Linked DNA regions of Mus musculus: all the other regions are linked to region 3. The links are chromatin loops, found by intact Hi-C in ENCODE. Cell type or tissue: gastrocnemius. All regions are shown on one strand.

Evidence for each region. Hi-C counts contacts between places; a loop is a spot of excess contacts. Peaks named below come from ENCODE experiments on the same cell type or tissue, not always from the same donor. Only the 100,000 strongest peaks of a DNase experiment are listed, where the experiment ranks them.
Region 1: a loop joins it to region 3, with 2.1 times the contacts of the local background. A loop is called at or near these places in 8 of 42 quality-filtered maps.
Region 2: a loop joins it to region 3, with 2.8 times the contacts of the local background. A loop is called at or near these places in 2 of 42 quality-filtered maps.

The regions. Positions count from the first base shown.
Region 1 is chr9:66,914,922-66,922,921 of GRCm38, reverse strand. Rab8b (RAB8B, member RAS oncogene family) reads left to right here and starts at 3,217. Exons shown (of 8, transcript NM_173413.3): 1 at 3,217-3,412. The coding sequence starts at 3,289. In gastrocnemius, a CTCF peak has its summit at 637 (motif pointing right); DNase peaks (open chromatin) are centred at 642, 2,736 and 3,169; H3K4me3 peaks cover 3,226 bases; H3K27ac peaks cover 5,115 bases.
Region 2 is chr9:66,977,570-66,985,569 of GRCm38, reverse strand. No RefSeq gene overlaps it. Among named protein-coding and RNA genes, the nearest start is that of Lactb, 6.1 kb to the right of the region's middle. In gastrocnemius, a CTCF peak has its summit at 4,892 (motif pointing right); DNase peaks (open chromatin) are centred at 4,905 and 7,300.
Region 3 is chr9:66,829,841-66,837,840 of GRCm38, reverse strand. Aph1c (aph1 homolog C, gamma secretase subunit) reads left to right here and starts at 3,135. Exons shown (of 6, transcript NM_026674.3): 1 at 3,135-3,355; 2 at 4,512-4,682. The coding sequence starts at 3,243. In gastrocnemius, a CTCF peak has its summit at 3,822; DNase peaks (open chromatin) are centred at 3,010 and 3,705; H3K4me3 peaks cover 1,965 bases; H3K27ac peaks cover 2,851 bases.

The DNA of each region.
Region 1 (8,000 bases), 85 kb before region 3:
CTTCCTTGAATCATTGTGATGTGACATTTTAGAAGAGTCTCATCCAGTTGAAAAATGATGTCAACAAAGAATCTGTCACCTGTTGCCCCCACTCTACAAACATATTCACAATCAAACCTTTGAGCAAATGGCTTGCATCAGTGCTACCCATTTACTATCACTGTGAATTTTGTCTTTAATACACCAGTGTATAAAATCTGAGAATTAATAATGCATAATGAAAAGAAAATCTGATTTTTAAAAAAAGTCAAACAAAATGCTTGAATAGTTCACCTTGGTATACAAATGTAGGATTAGAAAGTCCCAATATTATACATAGGTGGTAGTATAAAAATACTGAGGAACTGAAAATATGACAGAATTTTTTTTTTTAAATCCCATTAATTAACAAAATTCCCCTAAGGAAATCTAGGGACTTTAAATTTCCTAACTTGCATTTCTCTTCTGAACTTAGTTATTTACTATATAAATATGTCCCTTTTCACACACACACACAAACTGCCAATAGTTGAAATAGTAGGACCGAAAGTTATTTCCTTAAAAAAACTTTTTTATGTATGGGTGTTTTGGCTATATGTGTACCACATGTGGTACCTGTCTGTGTACCATGCCACATGTGTGCAGTGCCCAAAGGGGCCATAAGAGGGCATCAGGTCTCTTGGGACTGGAGGTCTCTTGGTGGTTGTGAGCCATCACATGGTTGCTGAGAACCCAACCAGAGTCCTCTTAAAGCAGTCAGTGAAACTTAGCATTAACCATTGAGCCATCTCTCCAGCATTCCTCCCACCAAAGTATATCAATAGATAAAAATCCTTAAAAAGAAGAGGGCCAATGAGGTGACTGAACACACAAATCTGATGACCAGAGTTTGATCCCCCAAATCTATGTAAACATGAAAGGAAAGAACAACCTCACAATATTTTCCTGATCTCTAAACATATGCCATGACACAAACCCTGCCCCCATTACATACATATACACAATAAAGATAAAAAATGATTTAAATTTAAAAATAAAGTTAGGAAAACTCCAATGGACTTTGAAGACTTCTTTCCTTCTGTTCAATGAATGAGGACCAAGGAATGGACCTGAGCCATGGACCATTCAGACCCTGGTGAAGCCCTACTCAGAGGCATGCTTCAGAATTTGGCTTGGGCAAAGAAGCTTGATTGATGCCAGAAGGCAGGGATCCCTTCTCCAAAGGGAACTTAGTCCTTCCTCAGAACCATGACTTTGAAGGCAGCTTTGACCTAAGGCATACTCTAGACATTAGATATTAAGTTGGCAAAAGTAGCTGCTGCCCTCTGGGCATTGTGTGATCAATAAGTATGAGCTAATGATACCTTTCATCTTCTCTCTACACTGGAAGTGATGGTCAATATTAGGAACAACTAAATTTTCTGCTACAATAGGACCAGACATGCAACATTGCTGATATTGTACATGAAGTCACAGGCATTGTTGAATCTTAGAAGAATTTGTCAATGTGTTCAATTAACTGTCCAGTTTTTTTATTATTATTCTAATGATTAACTCCACTGCTTCCTGTAACAACCTCTGCTAGAAGGTATTTCCTTGTCTCTAAGGTAAGTTTTGTCCTAGAGGGTTTTAGATAGTTTGTTGTCAGGCAGGGCCCCTTTAATACTCTTAAAAATGGAGGCATCCAAAAGAATTTTTGTTGGTGTGTGTGTATGTTAGGACAGTTGGTATTTAACATATTTTAAATTAAAACTGAAAAAGAAGCAGAGATGAGACAGAGACTTCTGACAAGATAAAGCTCCTGGTCCCCCTTAGCCACTCCTTCCTCATGATCTGGATAGTAAACCCTTGTCTCACAGGGGCTTGATCTGGCTGGGTTTCTGCCACTTGCAGATAAAAGAGCACTGAACAATAAAGAATTAGTCTAGGGTAATAAATAATGAAGGCTTGAATTGAATACATCAAAGTGCTATTTCCTCCCTTCCTTTTGCCACCCATTAATTGAAAGCCTCCTGAGGAGTGATAAATTTAAACGCAACTAACACCTACACTTCACAGCACCTTACCAAGTTTCAAAGTGCTTTCACACTCAGTATTTAATTTTCACTACAACCTATGAAGTAGTTTGTTTTTCATTCGTCTTTACAGATGAGAAAACTGAGACGTGTCAAGCCTGTGAGACTTCACACAGCTGTGAAGTGGCTTAGCAAAGACTAAATCCAAATCTAAATCTCTACATCTTCTATGGCCAAAGTTCCCGTCACCTGTCTCAGGTGGCGCTATTTTATAAGCTGTTCGTAGCACAAGCCTTCCCACATCTTTCTTCTCTTCTCTTCTCTTCTCTTCTCTTCTCTTCTCTTCTCTTCTCTTATCTTATCTTCTCTTCTCTTCTCTTCTCTTCTCCCTCTCTCCCCTCTCTCCCCTCTCCTCTCTTTCTTTCTTTCTTTCTCTCTCTCTCTCTCTCTCTCTCTCTCTCTCTCTCTCTCTCTCTCCCTCCCTCCCTCCCTCCCTCCCTCCCTCCCTCCCTCCCTCTCTCTCTCTCTCTCTCTCTCTTTCTTTCTTTCTTTCTCAAGAATTCATCCTCCCGCGGTGCGCGAGGCGGTATCTATGAAGCAGAGCCTCTAAAATGATCATCGCATTTGGCTGTGGCCTGTAGTTCAGAAGGCACAAGTGGGAATGAAATTAGCCCGCTAACATCACTCCTTGAGCTCTATAATTGAAGGGCTGTGGAAGGGGGCCTAGGAAATGGGCGGGAACGGGAGAGGCTGGGTAATACTCTGCAGCTAATTCACAGACTTCGTGAACCTTTGCATCTCCAAAGAAAGCTTGCCGAGCTCCGGGTTCAGGCAAGTAGATGAGCGAACTGCAGGACTTAGATTCCGAGGTCTTGGATTTGAAAGATGCCCATAAACAAAGAAACAACAAAGTCAAGTTCCCTTGGCAAAAGAAGAGGAGTTTGAAACGAAGCGTCTTTTCCCTGTAAGGATGGAAAGTCTTAACACACCACCCTACATCACTCAGATTTGTTATCCAGGGAGGTTGTTCGGACAGTTTGGGCGAGGCACGCCCGCGGCTCTCCCAGAGTACTACAAATCCCATAAAGCCTCGCGGGGCGGAGGGTGATGACAAGGCGCGGGCAGATTGGCTGGGACGGGGAGGAGCGAGCCTGTCGCCTCAAGAGGGTGGGGCGAGAGGCGGGGCGGGGCGCGGGTGGCTTGGCAGACACGCCCCCTCGCCAGAGGCCCCCCCTCCGCGCTGCTTTCCACCGCCTCCTTGCTCTTGGCGGTCAGAGAGGGCCGGAGTGAGAAGATGGCGAAGACGTACGATTATCTGTTCAAGCTGCTGCTCATCGGCGACTCCGGCGTTGGCAAGACCTGCCTCCTGTTCCGCTTCTCAGAGGACGCCTTCAACACCACCTTTATCTCCACCATCGGTGAGGGAGCGGCCGCGGCCCGGGACGGGAGCTGAGACGAGGGGGGCGGGTGCCTGGGGGCCTGGGAGAGGGCACGCGAGGGCTTGGCGACCGGAGAAGGGGACCCCGAAGGGCCGCGGAGAGGGCAGTGAGAGCCGGAGAGGCTGAAAGGGACGGATGGGGATGCGGAACTGCGGACGGACGAAAGGGAACCGGAGCAATCGGAAACCAGGGGTGTTGGGGACACGAGGGGGCTCCGGGGCGGCGGCGGCAGCGGCGTCCCAGAGGGACGGAGTCGGGGGAACACAGGAAATCGTACGGAAAGAGAAGGAGGGGAGGGAGAGTGAATACGAACGTGGGTTAGAAAGACAGGAAAGAGGAAGGAAATGTGAAGAGGGAAATGAAGGTTTGAGGACTCAAAGAGGGGCTTCAAATGAAGTAAAGGGGCAGAGGACACCAGGGACAAGAGAAGTGAGACTAGGAGGCGGTCAACAGGGAATTGAGGGGAATGACTGACTGAATGATCAGGAGGCAAGCGATAAAACGACATTGACTCTAAAGGTGTGAACAGAGATGCCAAGAGAAAATGCAGAAGATTGTAGGTGGGAGAAGGACTCAGGAGGACCCGAGGGCGACTTGAGGCTACTTGGTGGAGAAAGTGAAGGCGAGCTGAGTGTTAACTAGAAAGGAGAAGGGGAAGCAGGGGATGCAGTGCAGGGGTTGAGAGATCAGAGAGGAAATGGAAAACGCGGGGCTCAGGACTTTCCCTAGTAACTGGGAACGCTGGTTTCCATTTTCTCTTGACATCTTTGAATCGAGATTTAAAAAGTGACTAATGATGGAGTAATGTCTACGGGGTGTTAAAAATCTTTTGAGTGTTTATAGGAATTAAAGGGGCTGGGGACTTTGGGAGATGATGTGGTTAGAAGAAATTTATTGTTCACCGCCTTATTCCGTGTCTTGGGAAGCAGCAGTAAGTTTCTCAACTTTGTAAATTCTTGAGCTCGTGTAGTTGGTAACATCCAAGCCAAGTGATTGACTGTACATTCCGCCTGCCTCCCTGTGTAGTTTCCTTTGATTCTAATTACTTTGTAGGTGAATCATAACATACTGTATATTTCCCAATTACTTCTAATTGACTCAAGAAAAAAATTTCTCACTCTTCACTGGGAGCTGCTCTTGTATCTTCAGTAAAAGACATTGTGTGCAGGTAAACAGGATCTTTAAGTTGTAAACTGAAGAACACATCAAAACTGCTTTTAAACCTTCAGTAGGATGACCTTAACATTATTTCCTTTGTTAAATAGCTGCAGTCCAGTGGCCCACTCACTCATCAGCTTTTTGGTTGTCTGGCCTCTAATACTAGCTTATTTAAAGCATTTTTCAAATGGCTTTCCAGGTGATCCACAAGTAATGGGGAACTAGTGTGTTGACAATAAGTATGTCAAAGGGGCTGGAAAGTTGCTATGGTGGTTAGGAGGATTTGCTGCTCTTACAGAGGACCCAGGTTTGGTTCATAGCACTCACTTGGCACCTCATACTGCCTGTAATTCTAATGGAATACAACACCCTCTTCTGGCCTCCGTGGGGACTAGACATTTACATGGTGTACATACATTTATGCAGGAAAAAAACCTTGAATTAAAAACAAAACAAAATCCGTGTTTAAATATTTGTGGCATTTGAAAATAGGTGACATTTTAAAAGTAGGTATCGAGCACTTTCCAGTGTAAGTATTGGTAAAGAGTCTCCATGGTTTATTCTGATTTTTTTTTTTCCTACAGACTGAATGGAAATTTGGGTGTTGTGATATCTGGGCTGAAGGAAGTTTGAGTTGCGAGTTCTTGGCAGTTAGTCTTGAGTGGGACTTTTCTGAGGAAGCAGATTTTAAATGTCATCTCCCTTCTCGAAAGTGTATTTGTAAGAGACTTGGTGCAAGCTGGTACAGCTGCTAAAGGACATTCATTTCTGGTATCAGTTTCCAAGCCCCAAAGGACTCTTCTTCAGTGTTGACTGCATGCTGCAGCTCAGCTTGGAAAGGACAGTTCCTAAGAAGTTAAGGGTGGGGGACAGTGTCTGTTCCACGTGCAAACTTCTCAGAACTTTCCTCCTGCTTCAACTTTCACAACTGAGTAAGTCTGGGGCAAGAGAGACGGCTCAGCAGCTAAAAGTACCTGCTGTTCTTCTTGGGGACCCAAGGTTAGATCCCAGCACCCATAGCAGGTGGCTCACAAATACCTGTCAGCCAGCAACTCCAACTCTAGGGCTCCTGACTCCTCTTCTGGCCTCTCTGGGCAGCTGCGCTCACACGTAGACATCTCCCACCCAGGCGCACACATGGGCACATAAACTTTTTTAAAAGGAAAAAAAATGAAAAGAAAGTGACTAAATCTCACTAATACAGCATGTTAAATTCCTTGGATTCCTCGGCAGTAGATTTACCAGCGCCCTACTCCCCCCACATTTCTTGTAAGGACCTTTTAACACTATCTTTTAAAAATCACTTTTCTTGGCTAAGGGTTTAACTGAATTATATAGTATATGCTTAACATGGACGAGGCCTTGGACTTAATCCCTAGCCACCCCACCCCAACAGATCTCTGTGTGTGTGTGTGTGTGTGTGTGTGTGTGTGTGTGTGTGTGTAGTGTATTACATTTCACACTTTAAACGTTACATTTAAAACATTAAAGCAGGTACCCTTCGACAGCTGAGATTAGGAGGTATATATACATGGTGAGTCTCATGTGAACTCTTGGTCTTTGTACCTTCTGTGTGGTGAATGTGGTGAATATAGTGTCAAGCTATGTCTTCAGTTGATAGGAGGAGGGAAACTCCCATATCTTTTACTTAGCCCCAGAACTCCAACAGGAAGTGGTAGCAGACAGCCAGAGAACTTATATACCTGAAAGCAAAATGCTGTGTAGTTGCAATTACGCTTGAACAGTCGGGTGAAGTTCACACTACTCTCGAGAAAAGTTCCACAGACTCCTGACTGGCCACAAGCACAGTTTCTAGCAGCAATGTCACTCCCGATAAGCTCCACACCACACCTCCATTATGAAGTTGTTTCAGTGACAGTTGGTGACCCTTCTTTTCCTATCATAATTTAAGTGTCCATTTGTGTAAAGTCCTGGGCTTTACTGTGACTGAGCTTGACAAGGTCTTCTTGTAGTACTGCTGACAAATTTGATAAGCACCACGCCCCAGGAAAGAGCTCTTCTGAGGGCCTGTGTTTGTGTGTATTTGGCAGATACATCCCATGTCTGCCTTTTACTATGAAGATATGCTTTTGCTTTAATTGTGCATTGCTAGTGTTTACGTGTTTAAAAACAGTTCTTTTGTCTTTAGACTGTGGATGGGGGATCCATGAAAGAGGAGACAGTCATTTTGAGTCTAGGTTCAGTTGTCTCAGATACTCTTCGTTTCTCAAAGGTTTGCCACTTGGAGTCCTTCCTGTTCTTTGGCGTGACAAAAGGTAGCTTTTCTTTCACGTGGCTTTCTGGAACTCTTTTAGTCTATTAGTCAGATAATACTTGCAAATCATGAAGTAAAGCTGAGTTAGTCACTTGAAATTACAGGCCTAATGCCTCAGGCCAACTAACTAGCTCAAATGTTGGAAAAATTAAAAAAAAACCAAAAACTTTAGATTGACTCCAGCCCCTTCCCTTACATAATCATAATTAACAATTAGGTGAATATTTATAAATATAATGTTTAGATAGAAATGGTGAAACTATTTCATGTATGTTTCCTGAAGGTTATGGGTGCATTTTAATATGGATATGAGGGCACCCAGACATCTTGAAATGGCCTTGTATTAAACAAGGTGCTGGTAGAACTGAGAGGACCCAACTCTGCCCTACAATGGGACCTTCTAAGCTGATTCCCTTCCCCGTCTCTCCTCTGCCCTGCCCCCTTCTTCCTGTTAGGTATTTCCTGAGTGGTTTCATTATTTAGTGTAGTCATTGTTTGACGTGGAGTGAGTTGTAGAAATGATCCACTTTATGCCCTGTCTCAGCTTGACAAATGCGAATTCTTCATCTCCAGCAGAGTACTACTGAAGCTCCAAGTCCAACTCTGTGTCTCGTTCATCGCTGGGATGAGTTTGATCCTCTCTGTAAATCCACATTTTCCTGGGAGTAGTTGGACTTGCACAAGTGTCTGTCAGGGTGGGAAGTTAAGGTGTTTCCATCTCCATTAGCATTAAGGGAAGGGAAATGGTCCTGAGAGACTCTGTATGGGGAGGGATAACTCCACATACGGCCTTTATTCTTCCTTCCAGGCCTGGAGTTTCAGGTCAAGAGATCATAGTGCACCCTGCCATTAACATTCCTTCCACATGTGAGATAACTCATCAAATCATTTCGTAGCCCCACACTGGTAATTGTTGATGCAAAATGCCAGCAGAGCACTCTTAGGCATTTTGTCTATACCACTCACTCTCCTGGCTTCATTTGTCTTTGAGTCAGTTTATCCAGTATAGCCTATGGGCCCGATTGGGCCTGCAGCCTGCTTTGTGCTAAGAGTGTTTTCTCATTTTGTTTTTTGTTTTTGTTTTTAACATTTTAAAAGAAGTTGTTAAAAGTAAGAACTATGAGGAATACACAT
Region 2 (8,000 bases), 150 kb before region 3:
GCCTCCCGCTCCTGCACTGTGACTTCCGCTGTGATTTCCCCACAGCGGTGGGCTGTACACTCGAGCTGTGAACCAACCCCTTCCTTCCCGAGGCTGTTTTTGTCAGGGCATTTTGCCACAGCAACAAGAAGAGTCACAAGTCCACCTCATCCCAGCAACCCATCCTTTTGTTCACGGCCTGTGATGTGACAGGACACCGAGGTGGAAGGGCACCATGGAAGAAAGCTGCTCAAGTCCGGCAGCAAAGAAACAATTAGATAGGAAGGGGCCAGAGACGAGGTGTGCCCTTCAAAGACACAAGATCTGTGGTCTTCCAGCCAGACCCTACCTCCTAATGACCCGCTCGGTCTGTTGATGAGGCTAGAGGTCAGTGCTCTCATGACCCAATCGCCTCTCAACAGTGCCACCAGCTGGGATCAAGCCTTCAAAATATGAACCTTTTGGAGGTATGGCTCACTGTCCAAATCACAAGGCTCCAACGGATAAATAAAATTGATGAATGCAATTGCTTTAGATACTACATTGTGCATATGTAAGATGGTCATGACGTTTTGGTACATATACGAATAGGTTTAGAAAGACAATTTTCCCAACTAATCAAAGGCTGCTTCCCAAGCCTGTGGTTTCCATTCTGAGGTCAAATATCCCCCATCATGCCTTCCCTTGACACATTTTCAAAGGCAATACAATGGACTGGGGGAAAGGACTTTGCCAATAAAGGCACTTGCCACCAAGGCTGACAGCCTGAGTTTGATCCCTAGGACCCAAAGTGTGGGAGGAGAGAACCAACTGTTGAAGACTGTCCTCTTACTGCCACACCATGTCACTTCATACATGCCCCACCCCCAACATATTCAATCAATCAATCAATCATCAATCAATCAATCAATCAATCAATCAGTAAATGTAATAAAGGCTAGAACTGGCATATGCCAAAAGCTGTTAAGGACCAAGAAAAACTTCTCATCAGCCTCGGGATCCCTGATCCTTTCCCCAGTCATGTGTCATCCTCAGGGGCATCCCCAAAGCCTGGCCTACTGGAAAACACTCAGATGGATGAGAGCTAATTAGAAAGGCTAGAGAGCGAGATGCTATCAGTAGTCAGTGCTCAATTACAGGCTGGGTAGAGCACTGACAGAGGAGCTTGAGAGGTGTCTCCCGCCCTGAGGAAACCCTGGATGCTGTTCCTTAACAAGGAACATGCTGGGCTGGAGCTGTGGCTCACTCCCCAGTTGGCTTGCCTAGCTTGCACAAAGCTCCAGCCCTGCATAAAACCAGGCAGGGCTGCGCACACCTGGGATCCCAGCACGGGGAGGGTAGAGGCAGAAGGATCCGGGGGGATTTGAGATCAACCTTGGCTGTTGAGTGAGTTTGAGGCAAGCCTGGGATATACAAGACCACATAGTAAGACAAACAAGACAGAAAGAAGCAGGCAGGCAGTCAAGAAGGAAGGGAGAGAGGGAAAGAAAGGGGAGGAATGGAGAGAGAGGGAAGGAAAGGAAGGGGAGGGGAGAGGAGGGAAGGGGAGGGAAGTTAGTTGAGTGTCTACTGGGTAAGGAGCACTATGCTAAGTACTATGAGGCACAGAGAGAGAAGCCCCCCAAAGAAACTTCTAGAAAAGAACTTCCCTTCTTCCAAACATCTCTAAGACTATCCCAACTTTTAAAAGTAACATTTTTATTATTGCTGGGAACAGGGAGTGGGGGGATGGGAACCATTCTTGAGTATTACCTGCACCTAGAATCCCTTGCTAGGACATTTAGAATGTTTGCATTATATGACTGAAAGTGGCCATGGAGTACATGCTGGCTTACAGACATAGACTGCAATTCAGAGGGGAAATGACTACCCTGGAGTGGGGCGCCATTTTGGTATTGAGAGCTGAGCTTGAAGCCCTTGCCTGTGGCTCCTACCATCTGCTCTCTGTATATTTTACGTTGTTGTTGTTGGAAATCCTTACTTAGAGTGGATTAATGATGGACCAGGTTCCAAAGTTACTCACCAGGCATCGGACACATGCAGACTGAATTCTATCAGCTGCCTCTCACCCTCTCCCTTGCAGCTGGTGACCTTTGCTCTGTGAACCCCCCCCCCACTCCCACCCCCAGATGCTCACCCACCACTATATCAAATCCCTGTGCGAAAATCCTGGAAGATGCTTATCCTGACGGACTCAGAAACCCATCCCTGGTGCTTGAGCTAAGGAAACTGCAGCAAGAACAAGCCCTTTGTGAGCCTTTTGATGGCCACTGGCCTTGTGAACGAATGGTAGGACAGCGTGGCTCCTCCCAAGAGCAGCACATCAAATACTGTTTGTTATAAAGAAGCAGTATGACAGAATGAAGGGTCATTTACTCTCCGTGGACTCTGGCTTTTCAACACTTGGAAAGTTACTTATAACTGTAAGGATAAAATAAATATAGGCTACTTCATGCCGTGTGTGTGTGTGTGTGTGTGTGTGTGTGTGTGTGTGCGTTATACGCACTCATGTGCCACCACACCTGGCACCTGACTCCACTTTCTCTCCACTTTATTTTGGAGACACGGTCTTTTACTGAACCTGGAGTTCACAGCTTTGGCTGAGCAGGCTGGTCAATGAGCTCTAGAAAGTCATCTGTCTCCACCTCCCCCGTGCTGGGACTACAGATGCACAGGCCATGTCTGCCAGCTTTTTTTTTTTTTAATAATGATTTTTTAAAGATTTATTTATTTATATTATGTATATTAGTACACTGTAGCTGTACAGATAGTTGTGAACCTTCATGTGGTTGTTGGCAATTGAATTTAGGGCCTCTGCTCGCTCCTGTCAATCCCACTTGCTCTGGTCGGCCCTACTCGTTCAATCCTTGACTGCTCCGACCCAAAGATTTATTTATTATTATAAATAAGTACACTGTAGTTGTCTTCAGACGCACCAGAAGATCTCATTTCAGGTGGTTGTGAGCCACCATGTGGTTGCTGGGATTTGAACTCAGGACCTTCGGAAGAGCAGTCAGTGCTCTTAACCTCTGAGCCACCTCTCCAGCCCCCATCCAGCTTTTTATGTGTGTGGGTGGTGGGGAGCTGAACTCGGGTCCTTGTGTTTGCACAGGAAACACTTTGCTAACTGAATGATCTACCCAGCCCCATTCTTTGTTTTTGATCCACAACAACAACAACAGCAACAACAACAACTCCTTTCTATTTTCCCAGAAGGTAAATGTGTCCGAGGCTATAGGAGAGGTGACCTGACTGAATGACCAAGCTTTACCCTGCTCAGTCATCAGTGAAATCATGAGGCCCACAAGGCCTGCAGTACAGGCAGAGTACACTGGCGGCCGTCTCTACGGAATCCATTACAGAATCCACTGGCCTGTGTGGAGAGGACCCGGAGTCTAGTGAGGTCCTCAGGGTTCAGCTCAGTTCTGAAGAGTTTCCAAATTCCCACGATGGCAGAGAGGATGCACTCACAGTCCTTGGTGACTTTCTTTCGAAGGGTCATTAAGACAGTTCAAGAAAAGACTATTTATTCTCTAAGTTTCCATCTAGGAGCAGAACAGACTGGCTCCTCCAGTGATTGAAACTGAATCCTTATTTGGTCTTTAACCACTGGGCGTCCACCAAATAATTAAACAGAGAGCTTGATAGGAAGACATGCTGTGGGTGGAGGGAAGCCTGTGTGAACGTGTTTAACTGGAGGGCAGCCCTTGTGTGAAGCAGAGCTACTAAAGAATATTGGTTCCTGGCAAACCTTTTCTTTTCTTTTGGCTTGTTTTATTTTATTTTGTCTTGAGACAGAATCTGGCTATACAGCGGTGCTGGGTGTTTTGTTATTGTTTGTTGGTTTTGTTTTGTTTACAATTAGTACAAGCCTAGACACATCTGGGAAGTGGGAACTTTGATTGAGGAATTATCTGGGGGAGGGGGAAGTAATTGACTGGTGTGGGGGGCACTCAGCCCACTGTGGATGGCACCACCCCTGGGCAGGTGGTCCTGGGTGGTATAAGAAAGCAGGCTAAACAAGCCATAAGAAGAAAGCCAGTAGACAGTGCTCCCCTAGGAGCACCTGAGCACCTGTGCTTCAGTTCCTGCCTCCAGATCCCTGCCTTGAGTTCCTGCCTTGGCTTCCCTCAGTGATGGACTGTGTGGCCTGTAAGTCAAATAAACCCTTTCCTCCCCAAACTGGTTTTGGTCAGGTTTTGTTGTTGTTGTTGTTGTTGTTGTTGTTGTTTTTTTGTTGTTTTTTTGTTTTTTGTTTTTTAATCACAAAGCAGCAGAAACCAAATTAGGACAGTGACTCATGTGGGCCTTGAGTCTGAAATCCCCCCCCCTGCCTTAGCCTCCTAGGGAAGTTAAAACTTGAAAATGTTCCAGAGTTGTCCTCCTGTTCTGTTGTGGGGTATAACTGCCTTGGCAGCACATACACTAAAATTGGAACAACACAGAGAATATAAGCAAGGACAACACTCAAGGATGATATTCGTGGTGTTAACATTTATTTTTGAAAAGTGTGCTGATTTATATACATATATACATATGATTTACATACATATATGTATATAGACCAGCACAATTTTCATGTATATGAATATATATTATGCGTGCATGCACACACACGCACACGCGCACACACGCACACACACACCTAAAATGTCCAGAAGCAGATACTGATGTCACTACAGCTGCAAAATGCAAACATTTGGATGATAGAGCACTGGGCATTCACTCTCAGTAGGTCTTTGCTCTTTCCCTGTGGTAATTTTAGAAACAAGTATCAAGCTGAAGCCTGGGGTCACACCCTCCTCACCACTCCTCACACGGCATCTTATCTTATTTTACTTTTGTATGTATCTGTAATTATTATGTGTATGTCTGTGTGTCTCCGAGTATGGATTTCTGCATGAGTGCAATGCCCACAGAGACCAGACGAGGGCGGCATATCCTTGAAAATGGAGTTGTAGGATGGCCTCCACTGCCCGGTATGGGATTGGAAACTGAATTTAGAGCCTTTGTGAGAGCAGTTACATAGTCTTAACTGCTGGTCCATCTCTCCAGCTCATTGTTTCTGTTTTCAGTAAAATGTCTACTCACTTGATCTCCTTTTCATGTTGTAGTACATTTAACCTTCACAGCAACCTGTAATATAGTTATAGTGAGGTTACAGATAAAGTGACGACTAGGTTTATCATCAGGATTCAGACCCGCCAAGACAAAGCAATCTGGAGCTTTATATATGGGGAGAGAAATGCAGAGGCGAAGCTGTGCCTTCAGAGGGTTGCCACCTAGATCCGAACAGCTGGCACAACAGAGAAGGCACAGAAGATCAAGGCAGAGGAAACAGTTGGCTGGTTCTGACCAGTGACGTCTACGGGAAGACACAAGACCCGAGCTGAGCTTTGAAGGTTGTGTAATATAGCCTTATTAAGGACAGTACTTGAAGGGACACATTATGAGACTGATCAGGGTTTTTTTTTATTGCATTTTTAAACTTAACCTTATTTGGAAATAATTGTATATTCACATGCCCTGGTAAGTAATAAAATTTATTACTTATAGATCCCATAACTGTTTTAAAAAGACAAATTGGGGGGCTGGTGAGATGGCTCAGTGGGTAAGAGCACCCGACTGCTCTTCCGAAGGTCCGGAGTTCAAATCCCAGCAACCACATGGTGGCTCACAACCATCTGTAACAAGATCTGACTCCCTCTTCTGGAGTGTCTGAAGACAGCTACAGTGTACTTACATATAATAAATAAATACATCTTTAAAAAAAAAAGACAAATTGGTAACATTTAAAAAAAAAAAAACTACAGTAAAGTACCATAGCTAAGACGGTAACATAAATAGAATCTATTAATGTAATTCAGGTTGCCCCGGTTTCTCTTCTACTCTTTGTGTACTTGTGTTTCTATGACAATTAATGACCAGTAAAGCCTGTGTCCTACTCCACAGACAAGCTGAACAGGCCTGTCACCTCCATGATCCTTCACCTCAGCCTTTTAAACTGTACTTAGCACACTTCTCTCCTTCCCCCACCCCAGTCCCCGACTTCATTGTAACCCACTAGTGGCTTCTTCATTTTGTCATTCAATACTGTTATAGAAATGGGAAGGTGGGGGCAAAGAGATGGCTCAGTGGTTCAGAACAGTTGTTGCTCTTGCAGAGGACCCAGGTTCAATTTCCGGGACCCACGTGATGGCTCACAATAGCTATAACTCCAGTTGCAGGGAACCTGACCCTCTCTTTGGACTAGGCACACACATCGTGCACATACACACATACAGGTATGACATTCACACATATAAAGTAAAATAAAATTAATATTTAAAAATATAAAATAAATGGGCAGGAGATCCAGCCCTGATGGTGCACACACGTAATCTCAGCACTTGTAACATTAAGGCAGGAGGTTAGAGTTTGAGGACTAGCTGGGGTACTTAGTGAATTCCAGGCCAACCTGATCCTATCTCAATCAATCAATCAATCAATCAAATAGTGGGGCTGGAGAGATGGCTCAGTGGTTGAGACTACTTGCTGTTCTTGCAGAGTATCCAGGGTTTGGTCCTCCTGACTCTCTGTCACTCCAGTTCTAGGGGATTTGATCCTCTCTTCTGGCCTCCATGGGCACCCCAGGCTAGCGCCTACATACACTTAGGCATACGCATACACATAAAGGAACATAGTGAGTGTAGAAGCTTTGAATAGACATTACTCTATATGAAGATGTGTGTGCTGCTTTAATATCCAGGACATTGAATTCATAATGGTTCTTTTTAAATTCCATTGACCATCAGTGCAATAGCAATTAGACATGACTAGTTGCTGAATATATTTCTCCATTGACCTACTTAGAAAAAGTAACTTCCTGTCTTTCCAGAGGAGCAGGTTCGATACCCAGCACCCACATGGCAGCTAATAACTGTCTGTAGCTACATTTACAAGAGGATCCACCCCCTCTCTGGCCTCCATGGGTACTGCATACACATGGTACCCATACATGATGCAAAACATACACAAAGTTTAAATAATGTAAGAAAAAGTAACTTATTACTTGTTGGGGGAAGGGATTTTTTTTTAACCCCAGTCCTTCCTTTTTTCTTCTGTGAAGACTATGCATATCATCTTATTATAGTGTTAATTAATGTGCAAGCTAGTGGTATACATAAAATATATCTTAATAAGAAAACAGCACTTACAACTAAGGAAAAGATGTGTAAATAGCTACTGACCTTAACAGCATCAGCTCTCAGAGGAAATGCAGGGCAAAACCTCAGTGAGATCCAGTTCCTGCCTGCTGGGGTGGCTGTCAGCAGGAAGCTGGAGCTGGGCCAGTGCCTTTATTCTCAGCACTCAAGAGACAGAGGCAGGTGGATCTCTGAGTCTGAGGCCAGTCTGGTCTACATAGTGAGTTCCAGGACAGCCAGGGCTAAAAAAAGAAAGGAGAAGAAAAAAAGAAAGACAGAAAAGAAGAAAGCCAGTGCTGGCAGCTACACTGAGGAACTGAAACTATCATGCAGTGCTGGTGGGCAGGTGAAATGCTGCTTCTGGGAGCGCAATTAAATACAGAGTTATGCAATGGCTCTGCACTCCACCTCCAACTATAATTTCTAAGAGAAATGAAAACCTGCATTATAACAAGACATTGTGGTTGTCTGTAGCAGTTTCATGTTCAATGGTTGAAACTAGAAAAGGCACAGTCCACTAGTAAATGCATAAACAAACTGTTATAGCCATAACTGCAGGAATATCACACACACACACACACACACACACACACCTACCTAAAATGGCCTGAAGCAGATATCCTTGTAACTACAGTTACAAAATGCAAACATTTTGGAAAGAACATTGATTGTATCATAGTTCATTCATTGGCAGCTGCATCCATCTTTTTCTTTCCCTGTGGTGATTTTAGTATTTCTCCCTGTGTGAAGGAGCAGACATCCCCACGACACAATAGGAGGGAAAATCTAGTACACTTTCAAGTTTTATCTTTTTGTATATGAAAACACATAAATAAT
Region 3 (8,000 bases):
TCAGATACCCCAGAAGAGGGCATCAGATCCCATTACAGATGGTTGTGAGCCACCATGTGGCTGCTGGGAATTGAACTCAGGGCCTCTGGAAGAGCAGTCAGTGCTCTTAACCGCTGAGCCATCTCTCCAGCCCCAGCTGGAACTCTTAAGAGCGCTTGCTGTTCGTCCAGAAGACCAATGTTCAGTTCCTAGAACCCACATGAGGTGGCTCACAACTGTCTGTAACTGCAGTCCCATGAGGCCAGATGCCTTTGGCCCCTGTGGGCACCTGCCCTCATGTGCACATTCCCACACACAGACATACACACCTATACATAACTTAAAAAAAAAAAAATAGGCCTACTATGGTGGCACAGACATTTTATCCCAGTGCTAAGGAGGAAGAGTCCTTTATGAGTTCAAAGCCAGCTTGGTCTGTATAGTAAGTTCCAGGCCAGTCAGAGCTATGTAATGAGACCCTGTTTCAAACTAATAAATATAGAGTGGAATAAATGTACATGTGACTGTTTAAGGTGGCAAAGATGACAGCTTCTGTAAGAAATAGTTCTTATTTTTCAGACATGATAAACAAAATGCCTTAAACTAGTTCCCAGCTTTTTCTACCAGTGAGAAAGTGTCTTTTCTCAGTGTCTTTTTACTGAGGCTTTCCCAGAACCATTTGTGATGGGTGTATTAGTTATGTTTCTTATTGCTGTTGACAAGATACCTGACACGAAACAGTTTCAGGGATGAACGGTTTCTTTTGGCTTACAGTTGAGGAGCTTACACTTCATGAAGGTGGGAAAGGCATAGCAAGAAGAGGAGAGGCAGCTGGTCACATTGCATCTACAATCACAAAGCCAATGATGATCAGGAAATCAGACTGGGTTACAAAACCTCAAGCCCATCCCTAATGAACCACTTCTTCCATCAGTGCTCTACCTCCTGAAGAGTCAACAACCTTCCTGAACCGTGCCACCAATTGGGGTCCAAGTGTTCAAACTTGGCCAGAAGGAGACAGGTCAGATGCAGACTATAGCAATGGATATTCAGAATGTATAGGTGTGTCAGGCTTGGTCCTCAAGATAACTCATGAGGTAGTCTCACTTAACATGAATAAAGATGTATCTTAAATATGAATGGCCAGAGAACTTTATAATCTTTATTCTTAAGCTTCTTAGAAATTATGAAATTAATAGATTTCAGATGCTTCAATGCTTCATCTTCAAGATTATTCTATTCCTTACTTTAGTTTCTTCTAGGCACTGGGAAATAACAAAGTCTTTTCCCTCTGGAAGTTTACATTTAAACAGGAAGACAGATGCATCACTGAAATTGACTTGTGATTGAATGTATAGCAAAGCGATGTTACTATAAGAATGTCAAGCAAAACACAGCTCTCATTTCAAAATTGTTTATTCTGCAGCCAAATTTGAGTGATCTTGGCCTGGGGAACAGAGTATTGGGGTTGCCCCAAATACTGTTTTCCCACATGGAAATGAGTACATGAAGTTTTTACAGTTACAAAAGAAAGTAATAAATCAAGGCCCCTTTCAGATGCATTATTGGAAATATCAGGTAAGTGGGGCAGAGCAGAGCAGGGAAATCTCTGCTACAGGTGTCAGATGCTGCAATCCGATGACATTCTTAGCTTTGGGGTTTGTGGAGGCTAGTAGTAAATATGAAGGAAAAAACCTGTCACGTGATAGTCACAAGGGCATTAGAGCAGATGCAGAGGTGGGAATGAATAGCTGTTAAAGAGGCTAGATAGCCCAAGATATTGGCTCTGTATCTACAGCGTTTCAATTCTCCACAAACATGAATGTAATTAGTCAATATTAACCTTGTAGCATTCTTAACATAGCTGTGGTTGTTTGTCCTGAAATTTAAATTCAGATATGATTAGAGAATGCCTTTAAAATTTTTTAAGTTTTTGGAGATCAGGGCTGTTAGTGGCACAGAAACCAACTTGTCAGAACAACTCGTCAGTATTTCATTATTCCTTTTCCATAGGGGATGATTCACCTGGGTCATACCAGCCCAGTTGGATTTTTACATAGGATGGGAGCCCCACATTCCTGCAACCACGGACACAGAAAAAATACTTACTTTAAAGGAACCGTGCCCCTGTCCTGCTGTTTACTTCAATTGACCTTCAGCACAAAAGTGGCCTGGTAATCTCCCTTAGACCACCTTACAGTTGGCCAGCACCAGGGACAATGTGTACCCACAGGCAAGAGGGCTGGGGCACAGCTTTTAAGTCTTCAGTGAGCCACGCTTTGGAATAAGGACCTGCAGCGCTGGCAAGTCTGAGGCTTGGTGTAGCCCTTTGCCTCTCGGAGGTCTAGGCGCCCGCCCAGTTCGGCGGGCAACTTTCATTGCCCCAAGAAACCTAGAGAAGAAACCTTGAAGGACCCCTTTCCATTCTCAGCACCCCGAGTGCTCTGAAGAACTGCCCAGCCCTCAAGGCCCCGCCCCGCAGTCTGACGGCACGTGGAGTCCCAGGAGGCCGCGTTGCTGCCCAGCCTGCCCGCACACCGAATCCTTCCAGGCTGCACCTCCGCTCTGACCGCTTGTGAAGCCCCTCGAGGCCCTGTCCCCTGCGCTGTACGCACGCAGAGACACTAGAGGCCGCCCCGGTTCTGACAGCACGTGGAGCCCCTCGAGGAACCGCCTCTCTGACAGCTTCTCGATGCCGCTGCACAGGTTCTAACAGTACTCTGAGCCTCTCAAGAAATAGCTTCCCGAATCCTGCACCGCCATTCGCTCTCAGCGCCTGGAGCACCTCCTGGAACTACCTCCCGAGATCCGCCTGGACACCCCTCTGCGACTGACCGTTGTGCGATACAGGCTCTGTTTTTCGAGCTCCGCCCCCGCCCAGTCCTGCCTTGCTGTGGAGCAGCTCGAGGACCCGCCTCCTCGACTCCACCCCGCCCTCTGCAAAAACAAGCCGCGGAGCATCTCAAGGCACTTCATCTAGAGCGCCGCTCCGCCCTCTGCTCTGACTGGCTGTGTCCTGCACCGCCCCCAGGCTCTGATTGGCCAGAAACCGCCCCTAAGGCACCGCCTCTCGTACGTCCCGCCCTCCGCTCAAAAAAGCCTTGGAGCACCTCGAGGCCCCGCCTCCCGGGCTTTGCTCCGCCCCCTTCTCTGATCGAGCCCGGAGTACCTGGCAGGCCTGCCCCGCCCCGCATTCCGCTAAGAAATCGTCCCAGTCACCTCGGATCCACTCAGGTCCCCCGGGACTGGCTTCTGTGGGTACCATGACGCTGCCTGTGTTCTTCGGTTGCGCCTTCATCGCCTTCGGGCCCGCGTTCGCACTCTACCTCTTCACCATCGCCACCGACCCTTTGCGCGTCATTTTCCTCATCGCTGGGTGAGGTTGAGCCGAGTCCCGGACACCGCGGGTCCCTCCCTCTCCTGGGTTTCCACGACCCCGGGATCCCCATCTCCCAGTGGCTCCCAGCTTGTGGGACTGTCCAAGACTGGGGGGAGGGGGTTCAGGCTGAGCAGGCGAGTCCTGCGGGTCTTGGCTTCTGTGGAAGATGGGAATAAGTGGATACATTCGTGTATGGAGCCTTAGTCTTTCCGTAGGAATTTCTCATTTCACTCAGTGCTCAGCGGCATCGAAGAGCTGTTCTCACTCTCTGCCATTAAAGACACCTGGGGATCAGTTGTCCACCTCCTCAACCCCCGTTCTTGGACTCAGAATGCCTGTGAGGAATTTGGGCTCAGATTTTTCTTGTAGGCCCCTGGGTAATGGTTGGGGTGCAGCCAATGGTGAAAGCCTGAGAAAACCGCTGCAACACCTGACCAGTCTTGCTGAGAACTTGGTAAATATCTAACTCTGCTGGTGACTGCGGTCTTGATCCCTTTGCACCTGCTGAGACTGAGTTTCTGAGACTTGGCACCCAGGCAACTCACTGGCTAGCCAGGAACTCCAGCCTCTCTGCGTTCTTTTTTCCTGTAATAAATAGTGCTCCTTCGCTGTTGGCATTAAAAATCAATAGAGTCTGTTGAACGTCAAGCTTGCTGTGTCCTTAAAGTCCACAGGAAGGTTGTAAGAACCGGGCCTGGAAAACAACTAGACCACAGCATGGGTTTTCAACTTCTGAGTTTTCCATGGTGCACACAATAAATACAGGTGTAGGTGTTTGTTTTCCTTCAGAAAAGATACTTATCTTTACAGACAGCTAAGCCATTAAATTCACATTTTCTAGGATATGAAAATTGTAACAGCCACTGGTTATATGTTTCTATGGCACACCAATGAGGCAAAGCAGTAACCAACTTCCTCGTTGCCAGTCCTTGGCAGATAGTGTTCTGGTGTACACAGACAGGGTCACTGAATCGTCCTTGTTGAGGGCATCTGACGTTCCTCTTGGACTGTTTTTTCACTAGGAGGAAAATGGACCATTGATTAGCAAATGCTGATTCGGAATACCATGTGAAGGGGTTCTTTCCTAAAAAAGATCAAGATATTTGTTTCCTGTGCTTCTGTTAACTCGTGACTTTTGTCTTCTACGTTCCAGTGCTTTCTTCTGGTTGGTGTCTCTCCTGCTTTCGTCCATGTTTTGGTTCCTAGTGAGAGTCATTACTAACAACAGAGATGAATCAGTACAGAATTATCTGCTCATCTTCGGAGCGTTGCTCTCTGTCTGTATCCAAGAGCTGTTCAGGCTCGCATATTATAAGCTGTTAAAGTAAGTTAAATGTTTGTTTTATTTTCCCAGTTAGACTTGAATTATGATTTGGTGGTTGTTACATTTCTAGCCTGAAAATTGTATTTAAATTTATGACCTGGCTTGCCTGCCTGCCTGCCTGTCCGCCCGCCCGCCCTCCCACCCTCCTGCTCCCCTGCTCCCCTGCTCCCCTGCTCCCTTGCCTTTCCCTCCTTCTCCTTCCTCCCAAAAGTGTTTCTTGAGAATTTTCCCAGATACTTTGTCAGAACTGGAGGTGCAAAGGTAAAACAGAAGCTCTGGTGGTGCACACCTTAATCCCCAGAGGCAGGCAGAGATCTGTGAGTTTGAGGCCAGTCTGGTTTACAAAGTGAGTTCCTTGACATCCACAGAGTATAGTGAAGCCTCTCTTAAAAAAAAAAAAAAAAAAAAAAAAAAAAACAGAGAGTGGGAGAGACTGTCACGAGGACTGGCTTGTGTGTGTGTGTGTGTGTGTGTGTGTGTGTGAGATGAGCTTTCATTTGGGACTAGGATATGATCAGCTGAAGGACCCATGAGGACGTCACATGAAACCAGTAATTTGAGTCAGAGCTTGGACTTGGAGCCCTAGGTTCTTATGTTCTTTCAGGAAGTTATGAGTTTAGCCTTGCTTCTGTGGTAAGGTCAGTGGAGTAACAAATGTTTTCGTTCCTGCCACTCAGACTCTCCACGAAGTTCATAGATAAAACCTAAAGTAAGTCTCAGCAACACCCCCTGGGACAGGCTTCTGGTCATCTCCCTTCCTAACATGTTGTTATTCTGGATTTTTAAAAACATCTTGCTTTTAGCAGTAGATATTGAGTTCCCTTTTCATAATGAGGCAATTTAAGTTACAAATTGAAAACCAGGAAGCCATTTCTTAGTAGCAAAAAAAGCATAGCTTTGGAGTACCTGGCAAGATGATGGTTCAGTGGGTAAACGTGCTTGCCACCAAGCCTGATGACCCGAGATCAAGCCCCGGCACCCATTTAAAGGTAGAAAAAAATGAAAGGACTTCAAGTTGTCTCTTGACCGTCACATGTATACCATGGCATTTATGTGATCAGGAGTATGCACATACAGAAAATAAATAATAAATAAATGTAACTTTAAAAATATACTTTTGAAAAGGTTTAACATGAAAATTTGTAGTCTCTGGGAAAAAATGTAAAGAGCATTAAGTAAATGTTGGAAGTAATGTTTAGGACAGAGAATGTAGCTCAAGTTGGTAGAGCCCATGCTAGCCTGCCCAGAGCCCGTGGGTTTGATCTCCAGTATTGTTTTAAAAATTAAAGAAAGAGAGGAAAAACTAACATTTTAAGCTGGGCATGGTGGCCATGAAAGAGCCCAGAGCTTTCAAAGAAACAAAATGTAACATTTAAGTTGTTTACAGGGAGGACATCTAATTGTGTTGAATATTTGTGATATGCAAAAGTTAGTTATTACCATCATAAAGATTTAATTTATTGTTGCTTTTTATTTTAAAGTACTCGGCGTTGAGGGCAGGGTATTGCACATAATAGGCAAACAATCCATGCCCCTCCCCCTCAGCCTACAGGCTGACTTTAACTGGATATTTTCACAGGGTAATCAAAATGGTTCTACTTTTGTCCTGTGCCATTGAAATCTCAGCCACATGATTGTCACAGGGTCCCTGTCAAGGCTCAGCACTCCTCAGTTCAAGGTGTGGTTGTTGCTTCTAAGCCCTTCTCTCCCCTTGGCAGTTGGCAGTGGATGCGTCCCCTTTTGTTACCGCCTGATTTTCACCATATGCTTTTGCTACAATGTGATTAAAGCCCTTGACCAGAGTTGTTTTCTAAATAACTCAGCCTCACAGTGTACCGACAGATAAACTAACAGTGTCCCTAGCTAAGTAAAATAATAAAATGGGCATGGTGGGGCATCCCTGTACTCTTTACTCTCCAACGACAGTGAGGCCAGCCAGTGACACGAGACCAGCTCAAAAACCAAGCAAACAAGCAAGAAAAACCTCAAATATCTTAAATACATAAATCCAGAAGTGGAATAAACTTCCTCTTGATGTGTAGCAGTTTCGAGAGAGGAAATGTTGGGGCACCAACAGTTCCCTGTTAACATTAGGAAGTGAGAAAGCACAAAACATGACAGAGATTGGTGGGATGTCTCATCTGTTTGCACAAGTCTAAATTCTCCATTACATTTGTTAAGGTTCCCAGGAACAAAAATTAGAAGTTCCAAATTTTACAATATAAAATTGTGAAACTATTGATAAATCATTTTCTTCATGTTTGTTTAAGATAGCATCTCACTATGTAACACTGACTGGCCTGGAGCTTATTATAAAGCCAGCCTGGCCTTGAACTCACAGAGCTCCAACTGCCTGTCACCCAAGTGCTAGGATTAAAGGGGACTCCACCACCTCTGTCTTGTTCTTTTTTGTGTGTATGTGCGAGTGTGAGATTAACAAGGGTTCTGTATAGAAATACACCATTTGCGTTTTTTGTTGTTGTTTTGTTTTATTTTGCTTTGTTTTACTCTGAAACAGGGTCTCCTGCAGTCTCCCGTGGCCTCCAACCTAGTATATAATTGAGAATGACCTTGAACTTCTGACCTTACTGGAATTTCAGACATGGGCTATCATGGCTAGAAACTTTATATCTTCCTGATTGCAGTACCACAGTGTGTCCAATAGAGAAAAACAACTTACACAAAACAGAAATTATCCTAACGTATTGATTAAACTGCACTGATACATTTGTTGATAATCGATTATTGCTGTTGTATAACTCATAAGGTTTAACTAACATGTAAAAGAGTTCCTTGAATGGTAGGTTTATTTTATTAGTTGGTTTCTGCTGCAGAGACAGTCACATAAACATCTGGGTCACATCCTTCCTACTAAACAGTGCTTCCAAATGGACAACACTGAAATAGCAAATTGTTCTTTTCGATTCTAGAAAAGCAGAGGACAGTGTGCATATGGCTATTTTGATTGAATTCTACATCACCAGAACAGTGATTAATAAAGCAATGATATTCATGCAGTATTTCTGTATTTATGCAATAAGTAGACCAACAGTAATAAGTATTTGTTCCTTGATATTTAAAATGTATTTTATGTTGGCTTTTTGAGTAGATATCACTGTATAGACCAGGATGGCCTTGAACATGCAGTAGTTCTAGTACCTTAGTCTCCCAAGTGCTACGACTACAAACCTGCGCCCCACACCTGGCTCCCCTGGAGTTTCAATTCACACAGAGGCTGGGAAATAAGTATTCTCTGGTTGACAGGTCTGTTCTTAGAGTTCCTCTCACCTCATTTTGTTTCAGCACTGACTGACAGGT